2 separate regions of the Homo sapiens genome follow, and region 1 is linked to region 2. A link is a contact called in ENCODE Hi-C or POLR2A ChIA-PET data. All regions are on one chromosome and are shown on one strand. Each heading gives the region's core, a stretch centred on a gene start or an enhancer-like site at or near the end of the contact. The rest is flanking DNA. Distances are from core to core; before and after follow the strand shown. Region 1 overlaps SNCA (synuclein alpha). Region 2 overlaps SNCA (synuclein alpha).

What was found. A loop is a pair of places that touch in the nucleus more often than their neighbours do. ChIA-PET counts read pairs that join two places held with the same protein, here RNA polymerase II (POLR2A). Pooled maps may share reads with other maps.
Region 1: a loop to region 2 is called in a map of endothelial cell of umbilical vein, with 6 times the contacts of the local background. The contact joins two enhancer-like sites. A Hi-C loop is called at or near these places in 3 of 168 maps with a recorded cell type or tissue (PC-9, breast epithelium and endothelial cell of umbilical vein) and 2 of 50 pooled maps. POLR2A ChIA-PET finds 5 or more read pairs at or near these places in 1 of 52 experiments (activated T-cell).

Annotation. Positions count from the first base shown.
Region 1 is chr4:89,751,479-89,756,597 of GRCh38, forward strand. All of the region lies in intron 4 of SNCA (synuclein alpha), which reads right to left. Among named protein-coding and RNA genes, the nearest start is that of SNCA-AS1, 82 kb to the right of the region's middle. Within about 2 kb of position 2,378, at least 9 of the 41 ENCODE cell types and tissues checked have a DNase peak (open chromatin) inside an H3K27ac peak, as active enhancers do; they include endothelial cell of umbilical vein, where a contact is called at or near this core.
Region 2 is chr4:89,798,034-89,803,585 of GRCh38, forward strand. The region is part of intron 4 of SNCA (synuclein alpha); the gene reads right to left. Among named protein-coding and RNA genes, the nearest start is that of SNCA-AS1, 36 kb to the right of the region's middle. Within about 2 kb of position 2,263, at least 2 of the 41 ENCODE cell types and tissues checked have a DNase peak (open chromatin) inside an H3K27ac peak, as active enhancers do; they include endothelial cell of umbilical vein, where a contact is called at or near this core.

The sequences.
Region 1 (5,119 bases), core at 1,128-3,627, 46 kb before region 2:
CAAAAGAACAGCAAGGACAATGTCTATCCACCCAATCTGGTGGCCTCCGAAGGACAAAAGCCAGAGTTAATCTAAAGCAATCAAGGAGTCTGACCACCATGGAAGCCCTGAGGAAGTGGCTGCTGTATTTCCCTTTTCAAGAGCTTTTCGTATACAGCGTCTATCCACTCTCCTATAGAGATGAAGTTAACTCCCTAGACAACTATCACCTGTCCCCAATCCCCACCCCTCCACTTGACATACAAACCCAAAGAGATTAATTAACATTTGTTCCAGGAAGAGACACAGACAAAAACATCCGATATTGGAATATTCCTTCGTGAATAAATATAAAACTTATGGAGAGGGAGGAAGATATTTTGAAAGGAAAAAAATCATTGGACTTTATTGCTCAAAGCCAAAAGAAATTGTTTTTTGTGGCAAAAGTAAAACAAGGTAATTTTGTACTGTGTGCTGTATTTCTGGCAATTATCTGTTATCTTAAGAGGCTTATATAGAAAGAACAATTGTACCTACTTTCACAGCATGCTCTGAGGATCTAAGGACCCTCAACAAATAGTTTTCATGCTACAAGCAGGCACTTATTTAGGCACAAATAGGATGGGATTCTTTTTTTAACTGTAGTATAAATAATTTTATATAATACAGTTATATAGGCTTTTTTAAACAAAATACAGTCAGATTTTAAATCTCTCTATTCTAAGATAGACACTTCACAATTTAAATTCAAGACTCCTTGTTTCTTGAAGACATCTATGAAAGCAAATGTTTTTGAGAACTTGGCTGAATCTGAGTCCATTCCGATTAGCAGATTCCACATTCACTTTTGAGCCATGACTTAGAAGCTATCAAGACATTATGTAGCAACCTTTTTCTCAGTATTCCAGGAAAATAAAAATGTGCATGCATTAACTCAATAGGTATTCAGATGTTTCCCATTAGTAAGTTGTGACCATGCAATAAAAACCATGCTCACCAATATTCCCCAATAAACTTCAAGATTTGTAAGCTCATGCATACCCACATTTATGTTAAAATTTGAAATAATGAAATATTTTTGCATTGTGAAAAATAGATATATATGCATTTTGTGACCAAAACCATCACCACAGTTCCATTGCTGTTGTTGTTCTTCTTCTTATTATTATTATTATTATTTTTGGTTTGTTTGTATCTGGCACATTTGGGGTTATAAATCACAAATAACATAAATAAGATAATGTTAATCTCCTTCTTACAAAATCCAATGGCTTCCCACAAGTCTATATATAATATGCAAATTTCTTACTATAGCTTATAAGATCTGGAATAATTTTTCCTATCTCCAGCCTTCACCTCTTCTCACATTCATCATATTCTAGCTAATCAGGACTCTTTTATGTCATAAAATATGCTAGATTTGCACACCCTTAAAGCCTTCATATACGAGTTTGTTCTGCCTTGGATACCTCTGTTCCACATTCCCGAACATTCTCTCTCTCATCACACAGCTGGACCCTTTCACCCTCCTGATCTCAATTGAAATGTGACCTTCCTGTATAAACTTTCCATGAGCTGGCTTGTCTGACTGAACCCAAATGGCTAATGGATTTTCTTTCCCGTTACATGCTCTCTAATTTATGATGCTTTGCTTGGGGGGAAAATGAGAGGTGGGAGTCTGTTTACGGAACATGGAAGTCCTTTTGCAGAGGTACAAGAGTGGAAATGGCTGTTCCCCAGCCTGGCTCTCTGAGTCAGACCTGACATCCACAGAGAGAGCACTGCAGTAACTGCAAACGCTTCTGTTTTGATTGTGGTAATTGGAACAATCAGGGCACAAACTGCAAGGTCACTGGCAAGGGTAGCAGCAGGCATGATTCCTCCCTTAGTAATTTTAAAGCAGCAGATTTCAAAAGGGAAAACCAAGCAGATGAAAGTGAGCAGATTTGTTCTTCAGCACATGTGAGATACCCTTGGAGATGCCAATAAATCACTGGAGAGACTGTGAAGGAGGCTTAGGCCCTGCAGATGAAGTTAGTGATGGAGGGAAATCGTGTTTATCCTCGGGCTGTCAGGTCTGAAATACCTGGGTTAAGTAAATGGCCTCTGGGATGGTCACAGTCGGCAATTATTAGCAGTTACAGATCCATCTCTATGCCAAAACAGATAACAGCATCCAGGAATTATCCAAAGTCACAAATCAGTGTCAGTGTCTTGTCACTCACCCACGTAGTGCTTTTCCCTTCCTCCTAGTTACTTAATGGATAAGGGCACATTGTCAAATAAACAAACAAGTGAGGATAAATGTTGCTCCGAAATTTAAGGTGAATCATTAGTCAGACTTGGTATCGTCATGGAATTTGGTCTGTTTTCTAACTAGCTTTATTTTAGCACAGCCATAAATCTGGCTGTAATTGTCTTTAACTCCGATGACTCATACATCTAAGCATTTCATTTAACTTTCAACCGTGAAAAATTCCAACTGATTTGGCAATATGAATGTGCTCTTACATGCATATGATCATATGATGCTGTCAGTACAACATCTGTTTTTGTTCTTGGGATGTTGATGGACTATCATGAACCATCTTATAACTTTCCCAGTCCCCTTTAAGTCCAAGAGGATACAACTGAGAAGGCAGGTAGAGTTTTTGGTCAGTGGCTAGGTTTTTCCTGAATATCAAACAAATTGCCTGGTATGAGAATTTAACAGAATATGACCACAATTTTTTTAACAGATTTATCTACTTGAAACATCGCCTCAGTCAATGAAGAAACTTATGTTCTATAACTAATAATAAAAGATCATTTGTAACTGAAATATGACAAATTGCTGTTTTAATCATGAGGATTACCATTTAGAACAGCTAGGTAAACATTTACTTTTTAATCCGGAAATAAGTTAAAGCAAATAATAAAAATTTATATTTAAATCACACAACATGTTTTATCATGAATAATAAATGTTTTTAAAGTTTAAAAATGTACTTGTTACCTTGTGGGTATTCCTGAACATGATTAGGATTTTTATTTCTCCAAGTATTTTTATTCACTCACAGAATCAAAATGTCAAGGCTATATAAGTTTTCATCAAGTGCTAATTTAGCATCTAAGTTTTTATTAATTAATTTGTAAAGGAAATAATAATGAGAGTCAAAGGAAGAAGCATCTCCTGTGGTGAGCTCCATTTCCAGATTCCAACGAAACCATTAAAATATTTATGGCACTGAGGCTGAATCAGACGGGTCTTGTGTACTCTCTTGTGTGGCCATATTGTGTAGCAACAGTGGGTTTCGAATAATAAGATTCAGTCATCCATTTAGACTCCAATTGGAGCTCAGGCAACTTCAATTTGTGATTATAATGATTAACTTCAAAAAGATGCACTATTTGTAGACCTATGTTGAAACTTATGCAGTGGAACTAAAAAGCCACCTATTTTTATAATAAAAAGGCACAAATACGCAAATGCAAAAGAAATTCATTGGAAAATCTTGAACGTTTCAAATATAATTATCACAAATGCAAATATAAAATAACAATATGTTTGTTAATATTATACTTTCATTTAATCAGTTCTTCTAAGTAAGGCAAATATATGAATTTTTTAATATACAAAAATACCCCCCCAAAACTCCATTAAGTATATCTATATGACCATTGGGTAAGATTTTTTATGATTATTAGTATGGGAAAATTGTGACTGTTTAGATATATTAAATATATTAAGTAATATATTTAATGATTTAAGATTGTTAAATAATTTATATTAAAATTGAAACCTCATTTTGCCAGTATTAAAAATTTCAAAATTTAAATACATATGACACCAATGCATACAATGTTACTTTGTCCTGAACATAAGTTTTAAAAGAATTTAAGTTTAAATATTCTCCTAAATGCTTTGTGAGACTTAAGATAAAAAACAGTTCCTCAGAACTCCTGACAAAGGGGGGCAGTAAAGAAGCAAAAAGATTTTTATGGAGTTCAGGGAAAGCTGAAAGGCCTTTGTGTACATTCCCTATTTTCTAAACAGTAAATGATGGATTGCATTTTAGGCAGACTACAAAATTGCTAAAATTAAATGTTGGGATGGAAATGTGGAATGCAGAGTTTGCAACCCCCTTTTAATTTAATATTTTCAAAGAATTAAGAGAAATTATTATATTTTATTTTATAAAATATTATATTTAAAATTACTCAATTCTAAATGAATGTTATTGCAAACCTAGGCTTATAAGAAGAATGCATTTAGAAGCCCTAGATAACATACAATATAAAAATAATATTTGCAAATTATGCATTTGTTTTCTTTTCTTTCTTTTTTTTTTTTTTTTTGAGATGGAGTTTCGCTCATGTTGCCTAGGCTAGAATACAGTGGCACAATCTCGGCTCACTGCAACCACCGCCTCCTGGGTTCAAACGATTCTTCTGCCTCAGCCTCCCCAGTAGTTGGGATTACAGGTATGTGCCACCATGCCCGGCTAATTTTGTATTTTTAGTAGAGATGGAGTTTCTCCATGTTGGTCAAGCTGGTCTTGAACTCCCGACCTCAGGTGATCCACCCGCCTTGGCCTCCCAAAGTGCTGGGATTACAGGCCTGAGCCACCGCGCCTGGCCTGTTTTCATTTTAAGTGTAGTTGTCTAGCATTTTCAATACATTCCCCCCCGTTTGACAAATTTTATCTTGCCATTTAGCTAATGGGCAAGCAAAAAATTAAGTGGAATAATTGGACAGAACAATTATCTGGTAACCTAAACAATGGTAACATGAGATAGGTATTTTATGCATTGTTTGGACTTATAAACTATCTAGTGTTCTAATAATAGACATAATGGTTTATTCAACTAATAGCTACTGTCATCCTTAGAGGTTATTAACAACTCAAAGTAGTGAATTACATCCAACTAAAGGGTGCTTTTGTATAGACATTTGTTCTTATTGCTGGTCACTTATTCTTCAAATATCTTTTAGGCACCATTTACAAAGATGACCAGAGGTACAAAATCTGCATATATAATAGAAAGAGCCAGGTAGTCATTCAATAAAAGAAGGTATATAGTACCAGGAAAAGATTTTTATCTTAGCCTAAGGCAGTCTGAATTCTCAAGCCCAAAGCACATAAATTTGTTGGAATTA
Region 2 (5,552 bases), core at 1,013-3,512:
ATATTTAAGTTAAAAACAGCAAAATCTGGGATACAAGGTGTACCAACCTCAAGTAAACATGCCAGGTGTTTGGAAAAGTAGAAGAATAATGAACCTTACTACATGCAAACTGTGCAATAGTTACATGTAGAATGCATCTCAAAAAAAAAAAGGTTCCTGGAAACCACAGTGCTATGAAAAGATAATCATAGAAAACAAGGATAAATTTGAATACCACATACTCATTTTAAGAAAAATTTTCACTGAGAGAAAAAATTTAAAGCAAGTTGATGGCATATAAACATCCTTGAAATTCTTCAAGTGAATACAAATTAGTTGAGTTAAGCATTCAGATAATTTGGGTCCTTCTCAGGTGGCCTAGCAAGTTAGTCAAAAGATAAGACCTGTAATCAAGCTGCCCTCTCTCATTACCGTCGTTAAACTGCATAGGTAGACATAATAATCGACTTGAATAATGTACCATCAAACAACATTAAATAGTCTATCAGATCACACTGCTTATAGTACACATTAACTACTCATATGCTTTACTATCTAAAGCAGGGTTGTCCAGTCTTTTGGCTTCCCTGGGCCATATTTGAAGAAGAATTAATTGTCTTGAGCCATGCATAAAATACACTAACACTCATGATAGCTGATGAGAAAAAAACAAAAACAAAACAAACAAAAAATTCATAATGTTTTAAGGAAGTTCACACATTTGTGTTGGATCTCATTCAAAACCATCCTGGGCCGCTTGTGGCCCATGGGCCACGGGTTAGACAAACTTGATCTAAAGCAATACCATCCATTATAATTATTCTGTGAGCCAATTATGTAATTTTAAATTTTCTAGCCACCACATTTAACAAATTAAAAAGAACCGGGTGAATTTTATATTTTATTTGATACAACTTATTCAAAATGTTATAGTTTCTACATGTAATCTATAAAAAAATTACTGAGAAATTTTATGGGTTTTTTTCATAATATGTCTTGAAATCTGTTGTGTATTTTACCCCTATATCTCAACTCAGGCTAGCTACTTTTGAAATGCTTGATAGCAACATGTGTCTAGTCACTATGGTATTGTACAGAGTAGGTGTAGAGATCAACAGGAAACATTTATTGAGTACCTATATAAGAAATTATACTAGATACCAGGGAAACCAAAAAGAAAAAAAGTCATCTGTAAGAAGTTTAGCAGGAGCAACACAGTGAACAGATTCCAGCAGAGATTATGGCAGAGATTACTGTGATCTTGGGCAAAAGTGTGTATCTTAGGAATTTAAGATTTAAGAAAGAATTTTAGGCATGAACTATATGACAAACATACATAAAGGCAGGAGAAGCCTGCTATGCTCTGGTGACAATGGATCAACCAGTATTAGAGAATTCACATGATAGATACTGAATTTCCTGGATGCTCAGTGGTTAGCTAAGTCTTAAGTTTATGAATGAACAAATGACACAAGATACAACATTAGAACGAGGATGGAGAAAAAATATAAAATCTTTAAAATATCAGTCAAACGACAAATTCCAGCTTCTTATGAATGAAGAGCCAGTTAAATACGTTTGAATGAAAAATGACGTGTGAAGTGATATATGTGGCAGTTAAAGTTAACCAGGAGAGAAAGCTAAACTACCGCTGCACAGGCTCAGCATCTATTGCACTAATCTAGGCATGAGTTGTGTCCTATCCAAACCTTCATAATGGAAGAGATGGGGGAGAGAATGAAAGAGAGATTGGAAAAAACAAGGATCCTAAAATCATCTTATGGCTAAATTTGAGAGGGAGGGAACTATGGAGGCATCAGTGATTTATATGGTTTATATTGTAGGTCATGGGAAGTCATAAGAAAAATTCTGGTGCCAATGGTGATAACTGATATGAAGGGACTCCTTGCTTGAAGGAAAAATTAAGTTAAACTGAGACCTGTTGAAATCAAAGTAGTAGTGTGATATCTAAATAAAAATGTGTAGCGTGCAAAGAGAAATATGAGAGTGTGTATCAGGCAAGAGATCTGGCTAGAAATGTAGGCAAAGGGATAAATAGTCATAAGACTATAAGGCATTGCGGAGGGAAGAGGAAAAGCTTGGAGAATGAGTCAGAAATCCACACAATAGATTAAAGATTTAAGTTGTGAGAAAGTTTTTATGGAGAGTGTTCTGGGGAATAAATTAGAGATTAATAAAAGAATAAAAAATCAACCAGGTAGAAAGGGCATGCATCCTGGTGTGTGCAAACATGTATAGCTGCATGAATGTCAAGTTTACTATCTTACGTGGCTATATCACTATGCAAACTATAGCCTTTCATAGTACGTAAGTGAAAGCATTAGAGGATTATCTGTGTAGTCCTAAAATCCTTTGTGAATACATCACATTGTCCTATTACATTCTTGCCCATGTTTTACATAACCAGACTGACTGTAATATGAGTATTGTGTGTGCCCTTTGTTAATAAATCCTTGTATAAACCCCACAAGGATTTCTCTAAAGACAAACCTGGCTTGCTAAATATTACTCACTCCAGGCTAAATTTTAATAAATTCCATAAAACACTATCAGATATATTCCTGAGACTTTTGTATTTTAAGTGCTGTCTTTTCCTATTTGGTATTTGCATTGGTTACTTTTGTGGGGTGTGCTGGTTTCTTCCTTCTTCCCCTTCAGACACTCCACCCCACTCCTGCACTGTGCCTGGAGAAGATGAATTGTACTGACTACACCACGGTTTTTCAACCTTGGCAGTAATGACATTTTTTAACTGGATACTTTGTTGTGGAAGGATGTCCTGTGCATTGTAGATGTTTAAAAAAATCCCTCAGTGAATCATAGTAGCACTCCACTCCTCTCCCTTCCTCCCCTGAGCTGTGATAACCACTAATGTTCCCTGGGAGCACAATTGGCCCTGGATTAGAACCACTGCTACATCAATGCACTCCTTTTGTCTACGCTGTGAGTTTGGCCAGTGGAAACACCACAAAGAGGAAACAGGGAGGGAGGAAAGTAAGGTCAGGTGATCCATTTTCCAGATATTGACTATTCTCGCCCTGCTAGGCCAGTGCAGGCAGGTGGTATCAGTCCAAAGATCACACAGCTCAAGTCAGGCAGCCGTCTTCACATAGGACTTGCTTGGTCATCTCTCCTTCCTTTCTCCCTCTTTTTCTGATAAATGGTAATCTCCCTGTTCATTTAGTTCATTTTGGCCTAGTGGTTATAACGGTGCTCGCTGTTGCCATCCTAAAGTATTGCACTATTCCGTGTGTTTTTCCTAACCCGGTCTAAACCTTCGTAATTAGTCCCTTTATAAAGTCTCCTCCAACTACCAAATTTGTGTGCACTGTTTGTTTTCAGCAGGAGTTATAATTGATATGATGTAAGTACATATCAAAGTATTTACAGAAAAGCAAAATTCCAAATATTGAGATGTTTTCTCTGTATTGGCCCCAATCATTGGAATGTTTTGTGCATACAACTTTATAATAATCACTGACACCTATATTATTTTCATACTTTGATTTGCTCAATGAATGCTAGTTATAAAAAACAAGATCATTTAAAATACTTCCTTGCCTTTATTATTCTCAGGTGAAATGGAGATATGAATTTATAATAAAGAGTGACAAGTTAGTGGAATTGTAAAATAACATTATACTCAAAAAAGAAGAATAGAGATTGTAAAGAAATGAGATTGAGTCCGTAAGTAATGTATAACTGTCTCAGTATTTCATTGTCATACCTTATAAGTAAGCAGGGAAGTACAAATAGATGTGTACTTATTAATTTAGTCTTTCAGTCACTCATTGAGTCAATCAATTCTTGAGGCCAATTGTTTTTGAAGGCACTGATTGTGCTAGATACTGTGGATGTTACAAAGGTGAATAAAATGTCTTAATCTGAGGAAGAATTTACAATCTACACAGGCATGAAAAAACAAGGAAGAGTGTAGGTGAAAGGGAAATTTGAATGTGAAATCACCAAGGTCACAAAGCATGTCTCCTCAGTGCTAGCGAAGGACTATATAATAGGCTCACAAAAATATTTGTTTAAAATGTAATTAAATGAAATTTGAAGAAAGCAGAAAATGTCTCACAATGCTATGTGGAAGTTATTAGAATAACACCCCCTTCCCAGTTCCTAATTGCATTCCTGGCATATCTTATGTACATTAATCTATAATTAAATGAAACATTAACTGCTTTATTAATGGCTACTTTAGAAGGAGTGCATTCATTAAGGATTATTTTGAAATACAAATAATTTCCCCATAAATCTTACATTCACATATTTGGATTCTGAGTTTTACCCAAGTGGCACACAACCATAATTTGTAGGACAGGTGAAATAAAGTTCCTACTATTCTGGTACTGTATCTAGACTGAGCTTTACATATTTTTAATAGCTTTTTTTTTTTTTTTTTGAGACAGAGCCTTGCTCTGTCACCCAGGCTGGAGTGCAGTGGCGTAATCTCACCCTACTGCAACCTCCACCTTCTGAGTTCAGGCGATTCTCATGCCTCAGTCTCCCGAGTAGTTGTGATTACAAGCATGAGCAACCGCATCTGTCTTTCTTTTCTTTCTTTCTTTCTTTCTTTCTTTTTCTTTCTTTCTTTCTCTCTTTCTGTTTCTTTCTTTCCTTCTTTCTTTCTCTCTTTCTCTTTCTTTCTTTTCTTCTTTCTTTCTTTCCTTTCTTTCTTTTATTTCTTCTGTTCTTTCTTTCTTTTCTTTCTTTCTTTTTTTTTTTTTGTATTTTTAGTAGAGACAGGATTTCACCATGTTGGCCAGGCTGGTCTCGAACTCCTGGCCTCAAGTGATCTGAGGGTCTTGACTTCCCAAAGTGCTGAGATTACTGGTATAAGCCATCACACCTGACCAATAGCTTGTATTTTTGAAAGAAGTTTTAGGTTTGTGGAATAATTGTACTGAGATTACAGTGCATTCCCATATACTCCATTACCCTTCCCCCAATTCCCCTATTATTATAATTTTGCATTAGTGTGGTACATTATTAAAACTTATGAAATAACATTGATACCTTATTACAACTAAAGTCCATAGTTTATATTAGAATTCACTCTGTATTGTAAAATTCTGAGTTTTAACAAAGGTATAAGGTCATGTATCCACCATGACAGTATCATAGAGAATAGTTTCACTGTCCTAAACATGCCATGTGCTTCACCCATTCATCCCTCTGCACTTTCTCAGAGCCCCAGGCAATCACTGATCTTTTTACTGTCTCCAGAATTTTGTCTCTTTCAGAATGTCATATATTGGAATCATATAGAATGCAACCTTTCAAACTGGCTTACGTACCTAAGTTTTCTCCATGTGTTTTTGTGGCTTGATAGCTCATTTCTTTTTATCACTGAATAATATTCCATTGAGTACATGTGCCAGTCTTTTTGTTCATTCACCTATTGAGGAACATCTTGGTTGCTTCCAAGTTTTGGCAATTATGAATAAAGCTGCTATAAACGTGCATGTGCAGGTTTTGGTGTGGACACAGTTTACATTTCCTTTGGGTGAATATCATGTAGCATGATTTTGGATCATATGGTGATA